Regions from separate parts of the Homo sapiens genome. Here region 2 is linked to region 1. The links are chromatin loops, found by intact Hi-C in ENCODE. Cell type or tissue: GM12878. All regions are shown on one strand. Links, peaks and the distances in the headings refer to the core of each region. The heading gives the core; the rest is flanking DNA.

The links. Hi-C counts contacts between places; a loop is a spot of excess contacts. Peaks named below come from ENCODE experiments on the same cell type or tissue, not always from the same donor. Only the 100,000 strongest peaks of a DNase experiment are listed, where the experiment ranks them.
Region 2: it touches region 1 in a loop (5-fold over the local background); 102 of 110 quality-filtered maps call a loop at or near these places.

The regions. Positions count from the first base shown.
Region 1 is chr1:116,719,505-116,729,037 of GRCh38, reverse strand. No RefSeq gene overlaps it. Among named protein-coding and RNA genes, the nearest start is that of LINC02868, 30 kb to the right of the region's middle. In GM12878, for the core only: a CTCF peak has its summit at 4,091 (motif pointing left); no DNase peak of the experiment used is centred there.
Region 2 is chr1:117,047,924-117,057,456 of GRCh38, reverse strand. CD101-AS1 (CD101 antisense RNA 1) reads left to right here. Exons shown (of 4, transcript NR_110786.1): 2 at 7,123-7,290. Among named protein-coding and RNA genes, the nearest start is that of CD101-AS1, 6.8 kb to the left of the region's middle. RefSeq lists an enhancer at 5,383-5,472. In GM12878, for the core only: a CTCF peak has its summit at 1,924 (motif pointing right); DNase peaks (open chromatin) are centred at 1,956 and 5,876; H3K4me3 peaks cover 1,053 bases; H3K27ac peaks cover 1,740 bases.

The DNA of each region.
Region 1 (9,533 bases), core at 936-8,935:
CTAAACCCTCTGCCTGCCTAATATTCCCTCATAATTCAGATATTTCTTGCTAGAGAGAGAGTTGTAGGAATAGGTTCAACTTTTGGCTAACATCAAGGATTAGGCCACTCTCATCTCCCTTAATTGCATTACAAAAGAAAACTGAAATGTGAGGACAGTGCTTACCCAAAGCAATAGGTAATGCTGGTGGCCTTTCTGACAGTGACTGGCTACAGGGAGTAGCTGGGGAAGTACATGGGCTCAGGGAAGGCAGGGCCAAGGAGGCCAAGTCCTATTCTCTATCTCAGCAGCAATGGGAAGCTGCTGAGAGGTCTAAGTAGCAGGTGACAGGGTAGGTTCGAATTTTTAAAAAATTACTCAGGTTTCGATGTGTATATAAATTGGAGTGGGCCATGTGATGTGAATACAGGTCCAGGTGACAGATGAGCCTGGGGCTCAGATTAGTGCAGAGGCGGTGAAGATGGAAAAGAAAATGGGCAGGATGTAGTGATGAGCTGAATATGATGGTGTGGAGTCAGGGTATGGAGAGGAAGGTATCAAAAGGGACACCTTGGGGTTTGGAATCACGTGTCTGGATGGGGATGCACTAACCAGGATGGAAAGCCCTAGAAGAGGACCCGTGGTGAGCCTTACCCAACCCTCAGCTCCCCTTGTTCTTGCATGTAGACCTGCCCAAGGGCCATTGGAGGTACCAGTGCTGCCACCATCACCCTGATTGACCCAGAAACTGATACTTTGATAATCAACAGGCCATGTCATGTCCAGCTCCCCCAATGGAGGGACGTGGCACTGTCAGACAATGTGGCCTTGGTGTTTTAACTTTGGTCATTCTGTATTGTGTTTGCTAACTTTTGGGGATGGGGGTGGGGAGGAGGAGAGGCTAACAATTAAGATAAAAGAACTGAAAGGAGCTTCGACTTGGCAAAAACATATTGAAGAGTTACATGATCAATCAATCATAAAGCGTTGAAATTGGAAGGAAACTTAGTAAAAAAAAAATCTTTTCCAGAGCAGTTTTGACAGTAGTTCAAATACCCTCTGCTTTAGTGTTTCCAATCCTAACAGCAAACTGTCTCAAAAAGCAGCCGGTTCCATTGTCAGAGGACTCTGATAGAAGGAGACAGGGTTTTCTTGTATTGAGTTGAAATTTATCTCTGAGCAACTTCCACTCATTTGTCTTGGTTCCATTCTCTGGAGGGAGAGTAGGTCAACATCCCTTTTAAAATGTGGTGCCCAGAAAGCAACATAAGACTCCAAATGTGGTCTGATTTAGTTAAAGCCCTGTAGGGAATTTAGAGGGGGAAGAAAAATAAAGCCACTGAGTTAACCAGCTTTAAAAAATGACAGTCATAGAAAGCTCCCATAAGTGGAACCTTAGAATCATAAACTAAAGAGAGCCTTTGAAAATACCCAGCTGGTTCATTTCCTTGCAGAGGAAAATCACACCTAAACCTGTCTAACCCAGAGATACTGACCTATTTTTTAAGATCTCTAAAAGCAAGTGTTCCACTGATGTTTATTGCAGAGAGATTTCTTACAAATCAATCATTATAAAATATCTTCAAATCACTGTTTTCTAGTAGACTAATTTGTTTTTACATTTTCCTCTTTCTCTTGCTATTATCTTTCCTACCACATAAATTGTCTTCCTAATGAAGCCGCTTATTGTATCATATTCTGGGAGTGCATGTTCATCTGCTCCTGTAGTGTTTCAGTTCCTACTGCATTAATTAACTGCGCTTCCTCTATTATTTTCCTCTTTTTTGCATGCGATCCATGGCATTTATCCTTATATTGTTGCATAATGCTTTGTGCGATGGATGTGTTCTCAAAATTGTGTGCGAATCTAATCTCTGTAAATTGAGTCTCTTCAATTAGAAGTGCCTTCCAAATGCATTTCAGATGTTCATTATTTAAAGTCACTCTGTGGGAGGTGGCTTGGTAGAACAGGAAACACAGGACCTTTGGGTCTTCCTCTTACAAGCTGTGTGACCTTTACTGGTGACTTTATCTACCTGAGCCCCAGTTTCTAATCCATGAAATGGGGACAAAAATGCCTTCTCTCAATATGTTGTTGTGGACAATAAGTAAGCTAAGAAAAAATTACTGCAACTTAAAAAATAGATGTCTTCTTGTCTTTAAAGCAAAGAGTCCTTTTTAAAGAAAATAATACTCTCAAAAATCTATTTTGCAAGTTCAGATGTTTTTGCATCACATGTTCTTAAAGGAGAACACAAGCATATTTTGACTTTACTGTCTGGCTGTGGCAGCTTTCTACCAAACTTCTTGGATTCATGCCTCTAGAACCGTGTCTTGTCTGGGCTGACTTTCTCATCTGCAGAGGTGAACATGTGCAGCGTTCATGGCCATCTTGCTGTGTCCCTGCTTTTATCACTATGCTTGAGTTCTTGAAGCTTAAGTTACATCCCTTCTGTTTTCATTATCATTTAAATATCTCTTTCTGAATATCCTAACCTGCTCGTTTCCATGTTATTTGGATCCTTTTTGTTTCCCCAAGAATCACCCATCTCTCCTACCTGACTCTGAGTTCCACAGGCCAGGAGTAGTGCATGAATGAATGGCTAATGACCCTCATTGAGAAATTCTTTCTATAGCCTGACACATGGAGCAATTCACTTCAACTCTCTGAGATTCCATTTTCTCATCTGTAATATTAGGATATACAATGATATCAGTGGTTTCCAGGAGGCTGGGGTACCTTCTCCTTGGGGGTCTACAATGATAGCAATGGAGCAATGTTTTTAAAAGCTCAAAAGAAAGTGCATGTGTTGCCAGTTAAGGCTATGTTGCCTAATATGAACACTGTCTCTTGCTCTGGTTGAATGATGTCAACTCTGCAGGTATCATAGATAAAATCATGTTGCTTAGCATGTGTATCCATCAAGATTCTTGGCTGCATGCAATAGAAACCAAGTCTAGTTGACTTAAGCAGAAAATAATTGCTTTGGGAAAATGTCTGCCAGCTCCAGAGCAAATGAAAAGACAGGAAGACCAGACTCTGGATATGCGCAGTAGCCAGGAAAAGCTGAGCAATGAAGAGCTCAGCCAAGGTCACACCACAGAAGCGGCATGGTTGGGATACCACTGGACACCAGACACCGACCCACTGGAACCACCAGGACATGGGATGTCACTGCCCAGTGGACTGCATTCCAAACCATGGTTGCTGCTTTGTGTTACTTGCTCCAGATGCAAAGTCCCAGGTGAGACCATCCAGTTGGCAAATTTTTTTTTTTTTTTTTTTTTTTTGAGACAGAGTTTTGCTCTTGTTGTGCAGGCTGGAGTGCAATGGCACGATCTCGGCTCACCGCAACCTCTGCCTCCCGGGTTTGAGTGATTCTCCTGCCTCAGCCTCCCGAGTAGCTGGGATTACAGGCATGCACCACCATGCCCGGCTAATTTTTTGTATTTTTAGTAGACACCGGGTTTCACTATGTTGCCCAGGCTGGTCTCAAATGCCTGACCTCGTGATCCACCCACCTTGGCCTCCCAAAGGGCTGGTATTACAGGCGTGAGCCACCGTGCCCGGCAGAGTTGGTAAATCTTAAGCCTTGTGTGCCCTTGTCCAGCTGCTGAAGGACAGGGACAACAAGTATTAGGCCATCAGAGGCTCTATTTTATTAGGAGAATTCCCCAAATATAAGAAGGAGATCAGCTGCTGGACAGCCCACAAAACGAAACAAAGCAAAATCCACTATGGTTGCTAAATGTTTATTTTTTGTTTATTTATTGATATATTTTTTTGAGACAGGGTCTTACTCTATTGCTTAGGCTGCGGTGCAGTGGTGCAATCATAGCTCACTGTAACCTCAAACTCCTGGGTCAAGCAATCCTCCTGACTCGGTCTCCCAAGTAGCTAGGATTAGGACCATAGGCATGCATCACCACACCCAGGTTATTAAATGTTTTTTATGACCAAAAACACCAACAAAACTTAACTGACGGTAGAAACACAATATTTTGGAACACGAGATCAATGGAAGAAAAAAATAATGAACAGGTTTAACGATTAAAAAAAAAAAGACTGACTGGAACAGGTATCTCTAATGTTGTTCACAGACTTAGACGCCCCCTGCAGGCAGGATGAAGGAATAAAGACTGGACTGATTTTCTCAAGCCCTTTCTTTCATTGACTATATGCCATAATAACCTGGACTTGTAGAATTAATCACTGCTTAGAAATAACTAGCTCATAGCTGCTACACATAAGAGAAAACAAAAGTAATAAACATGGTATGGAGGTCCTATGGTTTGAATGTGTCCCACAAAGTTCATGTGTTAGAAACTTAATCCCCAAACCAACATTATTGGGAGGTGGGACCTTTAAGAGGCTCTGCCCTCGTGAATAGATTAATGCTTTTCTCGCAGAAGCGTGTTCCTGGATAAAAGGATAAGTTTGGACTGCTTCCTGGTCTCTCTCGTGTCCATGCTTTCTTGCCCTTCCACCTTCCACCATGGGATGTCACGGCAAGAAGCCTTTCACCAGATGAAGGCCCCTGTACCTTGTACTTCCCAGGCTTTAGAACTGCAAGAAATAAATCTCTGTTCTTTATAAATTACCCAGTCTCAGGTATTCTGTTATAGCAGTACAAAACAGACCAAAACAAGTGGTTTCTTTTATATAAAAGAAATCTGAAGGCGGGCAGGCCCAGGTTGGTACCGTGATTTCATGGTGTCCATGAACCCAGGCCTCTTTTGTTTTTGCTCTGCCATCATTAGTAGTACAGGGCTCCCATCCTCAAAGACACTTCCTTAAGGCTGCTGGAGCTCCAGCCATCATGTCTGAATTCCACATAGGAAGTAGGAGGAAAGGTGAAGGGACAAAAGACAAGAGAGAAGATATAAACTGTCTGACCCCTCTTAAGACTTCCTGAAAGTCCTGAAATGTACATTTAGATTTAACAATGTCTGCTTGCATCTTATTGACCACCCTTAACTGTAAGATAGCCTGGGAGTTGCGGTCTTTTATTAGGGCACATGGTCACTCAAACATTGTGTGAGCAACTAGCAGTCTTCACTTCCCCAGGGAAGTCTCAAAAGTAGTGAGAAGTTTGGTTTAGAGGCCTTTGACTCTCCCTCTGCTCCAACTTTGTCCTCCCCTGAGTCAACTTTATGTGATATCACTTAGGACAAGGGAAGCTTCCAGGGAAGACACCAGCACTGAGGTCTTAGGACCACCTCTCTGCAATGTCTAGAGAGTGGTATGAGCCCTTTGAGGAGCTTCCTAGGAAATAACCAAACACTGAACATTTATTGAGCATTAACCTTCTGCCAGGCACTGTGTGAAGTGCTTTATCTCCACCCTGTTACCCCATCCTCACAACTGCTCCTCGAGGTAGGCACAATTGTGCCCATCCTGAAAATGAGGGAGCCAAGGATACGTGGCCATAACTTGCCTGATTACAGTTAGTGAGTAGGGACCAGGATGGAAACGTGTGTTTATCTGACTTCTGAGCCAGGATCTTAACCAACACGCTGCAGCTGTGCTGTCCCATACAGTGTCACTGGTCACACGTAGCTGTGTACACTTAGATTTAAATTAATTAAAGCAAAGTCAAATTTAAAATTCAGCTCTTCAACCATGCTGCCAACATTTCAAGAGCTCAGTAGTCGTGTGTGGCTAGTGGTTACCATCTTGGGCAGCAAAGCTATAGAACATTTTCAACATCACAGAAAGTTCTATTGGACAATGCTGTGCCAGAGGAATGGATCATTATTGACTTTCATTCGTCATCACAAATGGGATGATGAGAAACTTTTTTCTTGCCCTAGCCTCTTTTCCTGTTTTCCAGTTGTCTTGTCTTCATATATTATACAGCCCAGCCATACAAAGAGACAGAAGAAATTCTGAAGAAGCAAATACCAACCGAAGTTGAAAGTGGCCGCTTGTGATATTTCTACTGCGACAATACTTTCCACTCTGGGGTAGGGGACCATTGTGGAGGGCAGGGCAGGCTTGGTGGGGAGGATGTTCCCTGGTGTCTGCAGTCAGCTCAGCTCACAGGGTGAGCACTAGATGGCATGAATTCCTGAGCACAAAACCCTCTTATTTTTTAATTCTGTTGTTTAGCTTTTCTCTCCTTTCCCTACTTCGACACATGCCAAATGTGTTTCAGTTTAAACCTGCACTTTTAAAAGGTTGCAAAGCTCCCAGCTGCTGCAAAGTCAGGTTTTTCAGAACACATTTGCATCTTTTCTCAGTTGCTGCCTTAATTACACATAATAAAGGTATTTAGTTATAGACAAATAGCTGATGAGCCCGAACTATAATGAAAAGGTCTTGCCAAAAGCCATTTCCCTTGTCAAGAGAGAACTTGCTCAAAGACAGTGGGAAGCTGTGATTCATTCTTATGCCACAAGTGTTACTACAAGAAATTCAGTTCACTGGGAGTGGCTGGCACACAAACTTCAAGCAGTGACAAAGTCCAGAGTTCTCAGCTGTTTTCTGCAGCCACCACTGATGCCTTGACTAGAAATGTGTGATGAGAGAAGACCAACACCATTTGTGACTGGTTTAACAGGAGTCAGCAAACTTTGCAGCTGACCACCTATTTTTGTTAATAAAGTTTTATTGGAACACAGTCATGCTCATTCATTTACACAGTCACGCTCATGATTTATGGCTGCTTTCATGAGACAACAGTAGAGGTGAGTAGTTGCAGCAGACGCCATATGGCCTGCCAAGCCTAAAGTACTTAATAGATGACCCTTTCCAGACAAAGTTTATTGGCCCCTGGCTTAGAAGGTAGGAGTTGGACTAAATTGGAGTTCTCAGCCCTATCTCTGTAGGAGGGCTGGCACTGACCTTTCCCCTCTCACCTGGCCAAGATGACCATCTCTCCCCTGCATGACAGCCCTACCTTCTTTCTGCCTACCTGTCTACCTCCTGGCCTCCTGCATTCTATTCTCCTCAGCACAGCCAGAGCACGCCCCTTTGGAACATAAGCCATTTCATGTCACTCCCTTACTCAAAGCCCTTCAAGTGCTTCCCATTTCACAAAGAGTAAAATCCAAAGGCCTTCAAGTGGCCTGCAGGGCCCTATATCAGCTTCCCCGGCCATCCTAGCCTTCTCACTGAGCCTCAAACTGGCAGGCACTGTCTCCACTCAGAGGCAGAGGTGGCTCACTTGCCACCAAAAATGCCCATCATAGTGTGCCCTTGCTGCTGGAGGCAGCTGCCTAGCAAGATGCCTCAGCATTCAGGTGTGGCTGAGGAGTGGTTCTCCACAGCAGAACATGACGCGAAGTGGTGCTAGTCACTCCTACTGGGGGTGTGGGGAGGGGGTGTCTTAGGAACCATCTGTGCCTTCTCTACTCCCCATCTGCCCACTTACTGGGGAGGAGTTTGGGACCCTTGGAAATGCGAAAGCCACAAGATGGAAGTTGTTTGGATGTCTGGACCCAAATGAAGACTGCTGTCCATCAACCAGCAACATCATGTTGAACTGGAGCATGAGCAAGAAGTAAACATTTACTGTGCTGTGCTCTTATTGTGAAGTTTGGGGATGTGTTTGTCATGACAGTTAGTAGTACTGTAACTCACATAGGGCCTTTGTTCCTGCTGTTCCCTTTGCCTGAAATGCTCTTCTGCAAATACTTGCATGACTTTTCACTTCCTTCAGGTCTCTGTTCTGATGGCATCTTATCCGAGCAATTTCCGCAGATTACCCCATATAAAATAGAAGCTCACCCACCCCAGCATTCCTCTCTGCCTGACCCTCTTTTCCTTTTCCTTTTAGCACACATCGCTTGGCACAGACTTTACCAGCTCGTGGCTCGGTGCCTGAGTTGTTTGCTGTCTTTCTCCCTCCACTAGAATGTAAGTTCCATGAAGGCTGCCATCTGGTCAGGGTGTTTCCACATGCCCCCACCACTTAGTATGGTGGCTGTCACAGTGTGGGGGTGCCATAAATGTTTGATGGACACATAAAGAAATGAGTGAACAGACCAGCAATCTGGCTGTCTTCCTGATTATGTACACAAGGATGAATGGGGAAAATAGCAAGGTTTGGGGTAGGCGGTAGGGAGGAGAGAAGAAAGCAGAATGACACAAGTGGGGTGATTTTTTTGCAGTTTTTAATATTAGGTATTATTTGATGCCAGAGACAATACATGCACCAGCCATAGGGGGCCCCAACTGTCAAGGTGCTGCAAGTCCATGAAGGTGTGAGACTGGGAAACAGGTGGCACACACTGGGAGCATGGCTATGTGTTCTGCAGGGATCTCTGAGGCTCAGGGATGAGCATCATGATTAGCCTGTGGGTCAGGGAAAGCTAGGCAACCCCTAGGAGGAGTCGGCAAGAAGGAGAATCCAGAAGAGGCACTCCTGGCATCATGAAGAGCAGGTGAATTTCCACAGCCTGGTGAGTTGGAGGAGCCCTGAGCAGTTTGATACAGCATGAACCTAGAGGAAGGTGGCGGGGAAGGGAGGGGAGGCAGACAGGCCTGTGGGGCCCAGATCATGAACAGACTTGTTTGTTATACTAGGAAGTTTGAACTGTATGCTGAAGGCAATGGGAACCAAGCAAAAGAGGTTCAAGCAGGCCGATGGCATAATCAGATGTGCATTTTATGAGGCTCTTTCTGGCAGCAGCCTGTAAAAAAGATATGCATGGAAGTGAGATTAGAGGCCAGGTGAGGCAAATATATCAAGATGTCCTAGGGGTGGTCCAGGAACCCAGCACCAAATGGCTTTGAGACAATGCAAACCATGTGGCCTAGCTCTAGCCATGGGAGCCTGGGAAGCTGTTTTCACTTTCTTTCTCCCTGTGCCAGGTGAGGGGGTGGGTGCCATCTAGATCTAGTTTCATAAAACCTTGGGCTCCAGGAGAAGGCAAAGATTTCACGCAATGACATCTTGAAACCCTGATTGGGCTTCATGTTCTGCCTTTTTTCACCAACCAGGGGGGTTCCTATGGGGATGGTGGAGCCCTGAGGAACTGTTACCAGAAGCCAGTGCTGAGGCATAGGCCAAGGACCTTGAGGTCCAACTGAAAGGGAGGATATTTGGGAGGCCCAGGTGCCAGGTCGATCATGTTTTAAATGAAGTGTCTAGGGCCTTAGCATCTGAGGGGTGGCCAGAGAGGGGACTTTCAGGGTATGTAGACAAGGCAGCTGCATTTCAGCTGATTGGGGTTGGCATTCTCCAGGAGAATCAGCTGAAATGCAGCTGACTGGGGTGCATCCTTCCCAGGAGAGGCCAAGGAAGAGAGGGGAGATGTCAGGAATGGGTATCTGTAGCAACCCAAATGTCAACAGGAGATCTTTTTTTTTTTTTTTTTAATTTTTTTTTTTTTTATTATACTCTAAGTTTTAGGGTACATGTGCACATTGTGCAGGTTAGTTACATATGTATACATGTGCCATGCTGGTGCGCTGCACCCACTAACGTGTCATCTAGCATTAGATATATCTCCCAATGCTATCCCTCCCCCCTCCCCCGACCCCACCACAGTCCCCAGAGTGTGATATTCCCCTTCCTGTGTCCATGTGATCTCATTGTTCAATTCCC
Region 2 (9,533 bases), core at 944-8,943, 330 kb before region 1:
CAGAAGCAGACTGGTTCTTTGACCTGTGAAATATTGAATAAAATCCAGGGTAGGCCAGACAAGGTGGCTCATGCCTGTAATCCCAGCAGTTTGGGAGGCTGAGGTGGGTGGATCACTTGAATCCAGGAGTTTGGGACCAGCCTGGGCAACATGGTGAAACTCCATCTATACAAAAAATAAAAAAATTATCCAGGCTTGGTGGAGCATGCCTGTGGTCCCAGCTACTTGGGAGGCTGAGTTGGGAGGATCACCTGAGCCCAAGGAGGTCGAGGCTTCTGTGAGCCATGATTGAACCACTGTGCTTCTGCCTGGATGACAGAGTGAGCCCCTGTCTCAAAAATAAAATATAATTCTGGGGTAGCACAGACACTCATTTTATTTTTATTTATTTTTCTTTTCTTTTTTGAGATAGTGTCGTGCTTTGTCACCCAGACTGGAGTACGGTGGTGTAATCATAGCTCACTCTAGCCTCAACCTTTCAAGCTCAAGCAATCCTCCCACCTCAGCCTCTGGAGTAGCTGGGACCACAGGTTTGTGCCACCACACCTAACTAATTTTTTGATTTTTTTTTTTTTTTTTTTTTTTTTTGTAGAGAGGAGGTCTTGCTGTGTTTCCCAGGCTGGTCTCAAACTACTAGGCCCAAGCAGTCTTCCTGCCTCAGCCTCCCAAAGTGCTGAAATTACAGGTGTGAGCCAACACACCCAGGAACAAGTCCAACCCCACAAAAGTGGAGCTTAATTCCTAGGAAAATGAAAGAATTATACTTTCTGTGGTCAGCATTGTGCTGGCTGGCATACATTAAACATGTCAGACCTCCATAAGATACCAGTGGTGAGAGGATGAGCTAGAACATTCACCTTTTGACATCTCGGTCACTACCTTATTGTTTTAAAATAATCAGCAATTCCAAGTTTCAAGTGATTTGTAAAATTCTAGCGGCTATGCTTTATTGATTATTTTTTAAATTAAATTGTTCAAATTTATGTTTCAAATGAGCAGATCATTCTAAGAATCATATTTACTTTTCTGAACTTCTGGTGTTTTTGCTTGTTGCTTTGGGATAGGATGGGAAGGAGTAATTTTAATTGGCAGATAAAAGATTGTTCCCTATTAGGCACATTCTGAGAGGGAAAGTCATATTCTAACTTTTCCTGAGGTGTGTTCTGAGATAGTACTTTTATATGCATTGTCACATTTAATTGTCACAACTAGCCTAGGGATGGGATTTTTTATCCCCATTTTTAAGATGAAGATACTAAAGTTTAGAGCAGTTAAGGAGGTGGCCCCAAGGCCAACTTACCTTACAGAGCTGCTCCTAAAACTTTGGAACCGGATAGTCCCCATGGATTAATTTTGACCTGGCTCAAAGTCACAAAGCTGACAGCAGCCAATCAGGGACTAAAGGCCATTTTTCAGAACTTTCAATCCAGTTCTTGCCACTATAGTATTTTTTCTTCTTCTTCTTCTTCTTTTTTTTTTTGAGACGGAGTCTCGCTCTGTCGCCCAGGCTGGAGTGCAGTGGCGTGATCTCGGCTCACTGCAACCTCCACTTCCCAGGTTTAAGCAATTCTCCTGCCTCAGCCTCCCAAGTAGCTGGGATTACAGGCACCCACCACCACGCCCAGCAATTTTGTGTATTTTTAGTAGAGATGGGGTTTCGCCATGTTGGCCAGGCTGGTCTCGAACTCCTGAGACCTCAGGTGATCCACCTGCCTCGGCCTCCCAAAGTGCTGGGATTACAGGCCTGAGCCACTGCGCCCAGCCTATAGTATTTTTATAAAGCATAAATTATTCAGCAATGCATTCAGATATTTAACCCACACATCGGTAAGTGTTTAGGTATTTGCTGTGGTGTAGAGACATGGCTCAACAAATCCAAGACAAAAACCAAAAACCCAAGTCCTGCCATTTTATAAATGACCACTAGGTAGCAGCCTAGTAACATAAAAACCAAACTGAGGCCCACCCTCCTCTGTTTCATTCTTTTTGTTTGAAGATATATAATGGTAATTCAATTTCATTTCATTTCATTTTGTGCCTTTCAAACATATGACTGTTTTCAACTTGTCCTTTGACATAGGCTCGATCAGGATGATACTATAGTGAGAACAAATGTGGTTATAATTTGTAAAGCCAAGAGACTTTACAAATTATTTTGTTATACCAATATTTTTTCAGTACTAGATTCCAAATTTCACTGTTCTTAAAATATTATTCCAAAAGTGGTTCAATGCAGGCTCTTTATCTTCTTCTTTTTTTTTTTTTTTTTTTTTGGTAAATGTACAGGTATTTTTTTCAGTTGGAGTCTTGTCTGTTACCCAGGCTGGAGTGGAGTGCAATGGTAGGATCTTGGCTCACTGCAACCTCCGCCTCCTGGGTTCAAGTGATTCTCCTGCCTCAGCCTCCTGAGTAGCTGGGATTATAGGCTTGTGCCACCACGCTCAGCTAATTTTTGTATTTTTAGTAGAGATGGGGTTTCACCATGTTGTCCAGGCTGGTCTTGAACTCCTGAACTCAGGTGATCCACTCGCCTCGACCCCCCAAAGTGCTGGGATTACAGGCTTGAGCCATCGCGCCCGGCCACAATTCTTTTTTTTTTTTTTTTGAGACAGAGTCTCACTCTGTTGCCAGGCTGGAGTACAGTGGCATGATCTTGGCTCACTGTAACCTCTGCCTCCTGGGTTCAAGTGACTCTCCTGCCTCAGCCTCCCGAGTAGCTGGGATTACAGGTGCCCGCCACCACGCCTGGCCAATTTTTGTATTTTTAGTAGAGATGGGGTTTCACCCTGTTGGCCAGGCTGGTCTCGAACTCCTGAACTCAGGTGATCCACCCGCCTCGGCCTCCCAAAGTGCTGGGATTACAGGCATGAGCCATCACACCTGGCCCACAATTCATTGTTTAAGTAAATTTATAAAGTTGTGCCATCACCACCAGAATCCAGTTTTAAAACATTTCTATCACTCAAAAACTTTCCTCAAAGCTGTGTGCAGTCAATCCCAACTGCCACCCCCAGCTAGTCCCAAGGCAACCTCTGATATGCTTTCTGTCTTTATAAGTTTGCCTTTTCTGGACATTTCATATAATGGAGTCATGTAATATGTAGTCTCTTGCCTCTGTCTTCTTTCACTTACATAATGCTTGTGAGGTTTACCCATGTTGCACATGTATCAGTATTTCACTCCTTTTTATTGCTGAGTAATATTCCATTGTGTTCATTCACCAGTTGGTGGACATTTGGATCATTTTCCCTTTGGAATTATTAGGAATAATATTGCTATGAACATTAATGTTAAAGTCTGTTTTATTGTTTTTGTTTTTGTTTTTTTGTTTTTTGTTGTTGTTGTTTTTGAGATGGAGTCTTGCTCTGTCACCCAAGCTGGAGTGCAGTGGCATGATCTTGGCTCACTGCAACCTCCAGCTCCCAGGTTCAAGCAATTCTCCTGCCTCAGCCTCCCGAGTAGCTGGGATTATAGGCTCGAGCCACCACGTAAGCTAATTTTTATATTTTTAGTAGGGACAGGGTTTCACCATGTTGGCCAAGCTGGTCTCAAACTCCTGACCTCAGGTAATCTATCTGCCTCAGCCTCCCTAAGTACTGGGATTACAGGCATGAGCCACCGCACCCGGCCTAACGTTAAAGTCTTTATATGAACATTTGTTCTCATTTCTCTTGGGCAGATAAACCTGTGAGTGGAATTGCTAGTTCATATGGTTAGTTTGTTTAACTTTTTAAGAAATTGCCAAACCACTTTCCAAAGTGGCTATACCATTTTATATTTCCACCAGCAACGTATGAGGGTTCCCAGTTCTTCATGTCCTCAACAATGCTTGTTATTGCGTGCCTTTTTTAGTAGGTATGAAGTGGTATCTGACTTTTGTTTGAATTTTGATTTTTCTATTGATGTGGCACTCTTTTTCGTGTGCTTTTTAGCCATCATCTTCCTCTTTTTAAATGGTCTTGAAAGTCTTTTTCCTTTAACGTTTGTATGGAACTTAAACCTAAGTTAAAATGACATTAATTGTTATTAATACAAAGACATAAAAAGACATAGTAATCATTTGTATAATGTTAAGTAACAAACATTATACAATGTACTATGTACTATGAGTATAGTCATGTCAATTTGTTTTTTTTTTTTTTTTTGGAGACAGGGTCTCACTCAGCCCCTCAGGCTGGAAGTGGTGCAGTCTCAGCTCACTGCAGCCTTGTTCTCCCAGGCTCCAGTGATCTTCCCATTCCAGCCTCCCGAGTAACTGGGACTACCAGAGCACACCACCACAGCTGGCTAATTTTTGTATTTTTTGTAGAGACAGGGTTTCACCATGTTGCCCAGGCTGGTCTCAAACTCCTGAGCTCAAGCAGTCTGCCGCGTTGGCCTCCCAAAGGGCTGGGATCATGTGTACACCATCACACCTGGCATCAAAACTATTAACTTTCAAGACTATATGCTGTATGATTCCATTTATATACCTCTGGGAGGTTGGGTTGGGAGATTGGTGCAGTTTTTATTTTCTACAACTAGCATGTATTGCTCTGTTACGATTTTTAAAATCCAATAAAGATATTGAAAGCAGTCACATAGAAAACAATAACAAAGAGGATGTACCAAAATAATAATAACAATGCTTATTTAAGATGGTAGGATTATTGGTGTTTTTTTCTTTTTTTCTCCCATTGTTTTATATGGCATATAATGTTATTATACTGTCAGCAGTAGAGCAGTCATAGGCCCCACGTCTCTGTACCTTCATCAGAACACCTCTTAAACTTGCCTAGTTCTCATCTTAGCTATTCAATCCTAACTTTCCTCTAATTAATCCTTTCTTTCTTATTCATGTCCTCCTACCCATTTTTTTGGTATCTAATTCAAGTTTTATACCAAGCTGTTTTTTCCCTCTTCCCCCTAACCCTATACCAGTTATTCTGCTTAATTCTAACCTTCTCCTCAACCCTCACTGCTCATTTGTTCCCTAAAACCTTCGCTGCTTTACACATTCAAGATAACCTAGAACCTGAAGACCTCCAGTGGCTATGTACTTGTTTTCTGGTGGCCATCCTGAGTTGTATTTCTTTTTTTTTTCCTTGTTTTTTGAGACAGAGTCTCACTCTGTCGCCCAGGCTGGAGTGCAGTGACATGATCTCGGTTCACTACAATCTTCGCCTCCCGGGCTCAAGCAGTTCTCCTGCCTCAGCCTCCCGAGTAGCTGAGATTACAGGCGCATGCCACTATGCCCAGCTAATTTTTGTATTTTTAGTAGAGACGGGGCTTCAACATGTTAGCTAGGTTGGTCTCGAACTCCTGGCCTCAAGTGATTGCCCACCTTGGCCTCCCAGCGTGTTGGGACTACAGGCGTGAGCCACTGCACCCGGCCTCTTGTTTGTTTTGTTTTCTGTTTTCTTTTTGTTTCTGAGTTGCATTTTTTCTGGAAAGCAACAAATGGCACTAAGGTGGATTCCAGGTTCTCAAGCTGAGCGTAAACAATACTACCCAATGCTCTGAAGACTTTTGCCATGAAGTTTTTAAGCCTCCTTGGATGCTGGGATCTTAGTAGCTGAGAAAACTCTGGCAGAGTTCTTCCTGGTTCTCCCTCCTTTTCCTTTCTGAGTTAACCTGGGAGCCAGAGCAGAGCAGCCTCTGGTTTTTGCTGCTATTTTTTAGTACTAAAATGGCCTTAAAGAACTCATCAACCTTTTAAAACATGAGTCAGGTTCTGTTACTTTGCCTATAACTCTTCAGTGACTTTCTGTTAAACTTAGAGAAAAAGGTTAAGTCATCCTTTTGGTTCCTACGGGCGCTGCACGGTTTGGCCCTTCCTGCTTTCACTCTCACAGACAGCCACGCCACTCCTCACCCATTATATTGCAGCCGCCCTAACCTGTTTTCTGTTCCTCAGTGTGCCAAGCTTTGTATTACCCTAAGGCCTGCATTCATATTGTGCTTTCTGCCTGGAATGCTTTCCTCAGTTCTTTAAAAACTTAGCCCTTCATCCTGTAGGTCTCAGCAAGCACCATCTCAGTGAGACTTGCCCTGACTACTTTATCTACAAAGGTTCTTCCTTGTTCTCTCTCAGTATCCGGTTTGCTTTCCACATAACATTTATTTCAGAGTTGTCTGTTGACTTGTTTATCGTCTGTCTTCTCCATGGACTATATGTGTAATTGCCAAGAAAGCAGGGACTTATTTCTGTTTGGCTCACTAATCACTGTATACACAGCATGTAAACATTCCATAAGTATCTGTTAAATGGAATGGATGAAATCATAGGGTAGAAGGAACCCTAAAGCCACCTAATGCATCCTCCCAAATCCCTTCCACAGCATCCCTAATGGATTCAGCATAGAAACTTCTGGTTATAGCAAGTTCTGTTTGGGTGTGTCGAAATGTTAGTTAATTCTAATGCATATTGAGCAGAAATCTTTCTGTCTGAAACTTCCACTTTCTTGTCATGTGGAATTAAACAAAATACACCTGATCCATTTTTACATCACTTTAAAATATATGAATATGACTATTTCATCCTCTCTGCACTTCACATGCATTCTCTTTGCCCAGAGAAACTTGTCCAACTGCATCAATTACTTTTCTCCCTCCGACACCCCCTCACCAGTATTTTGCTTTTTCTTTTTTGAGACAGAGTCTCACTCTTTTGCCCAGGCTGGAGTGCAGTGGCACGATCTCAGCTCACTGCAACCTCTGCCTCCTGGGTTCAAGCGATTCTCCTGCCTCAGCCTCCCGAGTAGCTGGAATTACAGGCACATGCCACCACACCTGGCTAATTTTTGTATTTTTAGTAGAGATGGGGTTTCGCCAGTATTTTTTGATGAATGTATGCTTAATTTGAGGCATCCCAAAGAAAATTCAATATGAAAAATGCCGTGGGATAATTATCTCCTTTATTTTGGATATGACCATTTTATATATGAAATGGAAAACTCTAAATCTTTTTCTCTGTTTTTTCAATAAGTATGTTATGCTAATAATATATATCAAGTGTGCAATCAACCAAAACACTGTTTTCATTTTTCATGCGTGAGCTCATCTCCCCTATCTGGTGCATCTAATTGCCTAAACTTAACTATGGATTCTATATTTCATGTTAATTTTGATTCATTATTCTAGGTTATCCAGATCTCTTTGAATCTTGTTCCTGTCAACTGACTTATTAGTGCCATCTCCTAATTCTGTGTCAACTTGACAAGCCTGCTGTCTTTCCCTTCATCCAAGTTGCCAATAAAAATGCTCAACAAGGCAGAGTGCTTTAGCAAGACCTGGAGAGATCTCCTACAGGTAAACACGTTGCCATGGTCTTTACACCTTGGGTATGATCATTCACCCAAGCATGGAGTCACATAGTGTCCACGTTGTTCCTCTTGTTCAAAGGCCTTGCTGCAGTTCATGCATGCGGAATCTATAGCTGTCCCATGACTTACCAGCCTAGCAGAAAGCAGCACATCAGAAAAGGAAGTGAGTTTAACTTGGCATGTCATTTTCTTTCTTTCTTTTCTTTTTTTTTTTTGAGACAGAATCTCGCTCTGTCACCCAGGCTGGAGTGCAATGGCACCATCTCGGCTCACTGCAACCTCTGCCTCCTGGGTTCAAGCGATTCTCCCGCCTCAGCCTCCTGAGTAGCTGGGATTACAAGCGTGCGTCACCACTCCCGGTCAATTTTTGTATTTTTAGTAGAGATGGGGTTTCACTGTGTTGGCCAGGCTGGTCTCGAACTCCTGACCTCAGGTGATTCGCCCGCCTCGGCCTCCCAAAGTGCTGGGATTACAGGCGTGAGCCACCGCGCCTAGCATGGCATGGCATTTTCTTGGTGAGCAGCACAGGAAGCAGCCCAGAGGCCTCAGTGGGGTGGCTCTTCAGAACAGAGGCCCTCGCCTCACACTAGGCTAGTGATTCAGTCACACCACCATCTCCTACGTCAATTTGTCTCACAACACTGTCATGTCTCACTTCTTATAGAATCTGTCGCCTCCTTTCTCTCCCTCTTGGTGCTCTCTCAAGGTTTACATGCATTTGGATGAAAGCTAGGAAGGTTCTAAGTTGTAAGTGAGGGATTTGCTGCGTCTCTCAAGGAGAAGAGGAAGTTACCTCTTTTGATGAAGATCCAAGGCATCCTCCACTGTCACGTGGTGCAGAAGCAGACATCCCCTTCAAAAGATCTAGCTCTTCCCAGCTCTTCTGTTCCTCTTTAGTACTTTCTCACCCTCCCTTGCAGACTGAACTTCCACCTAACTCTAAGCGGAAGCCCACACACCTGTTTCCACACACAGTAAGACAGGACTTCTCCTGTCTGCTGTACCACAGAGACAGGCCTTGCCTCAGTGTGGTGGGGCTTGCTGCCTCCCCTGGTGTCTGAAGGGTTTCTTCCTGCAAGCACTCAGCCTTCTTCCTTCTCTGGGTCAGCAGTTTCTTCGGGAGCTGCAAGCACTGCTGGCACGGTGGATCCGAGAGACCCACTTGAGCCTCAGAGCAGAGCTGGATGGGGCAGAAGCTGGTCAATTCTTTTTTCTCTGTAGTTTGTTGGCTTTTATTTCTGCCTTCTCACTCTTATGTGCTAATTGTCACTGTTTCTTCTCTCTGTTTCTCTTCTTCTCCTGCTTTCCCCACTATCCTCCCTGCTCGACCCTCCACATTTCTCCTTGAGTTCAGGGCAGACAGAAACAGCATTAATGATCAGCTGCAGAGGAGGAGGTGTCAAGGGTTTCTGTATTCCCACCCAGAGCTCTGCATGCATGTTTAAGCAATCCCTTTCCATCTTTACACTCTTTCATGATGACACTGTTTCTGACACTTCAGTGATCACCTATTTCTGATGGAAGAGCTGGAGCATTGCTAAGTGGCAGGTGGGGAAATTCTACTCAGTTCACTTGACTGGTTTTGCTCTTAAGTTGTAATCCTACCCAAGTGTACACATGCACAGTAAAAAATACCAAACCTGTAGCACTCAGATAACTTACTCCATCTGAACTATGTTAACAGACATGAAGAGTGCACACCTTGGATAGGTACAGGACAAGCCACAGTCCAGTTCATTAATTATGCTGTCAATTTGGCTATAGTCTGAATGATGTTTCCCATAATTCACATATTGAAGTCCCAGCCCCCAGTGTGTTGGTATTTGAAGATGGGGCCTTTGGGAGATAATTAGGTTTAGATGAGGTCATGAGGATGGGTCATGATGGTATTAGTGCCCTTCTAAGAAGAGACCAGAGAGTTTGCCTTCTTTGTCATGCCATGTGACTACACAGTGAGAAGGTGGCTTGTCTACAAGCCAGAAAGAGAGTCCTCACCAAAATCCACATCATCTGGCACTTTGACTGGGACTTCCAGCCTACAGAACTGTGAGAAAATGAGTATCTGTTATTTCAGCCACCCCATCGGTGGTATTTTGTTATGGCAGCCCAAGCAGACTAATACAGATTCCAAACTAATTATTTGCTATCTGCCATAATAGTTGTTTTCCAAATGTGCCATTTGCACTCAAATCTACATGTAAATTGAAACAGGTAATTAATATAGGTACA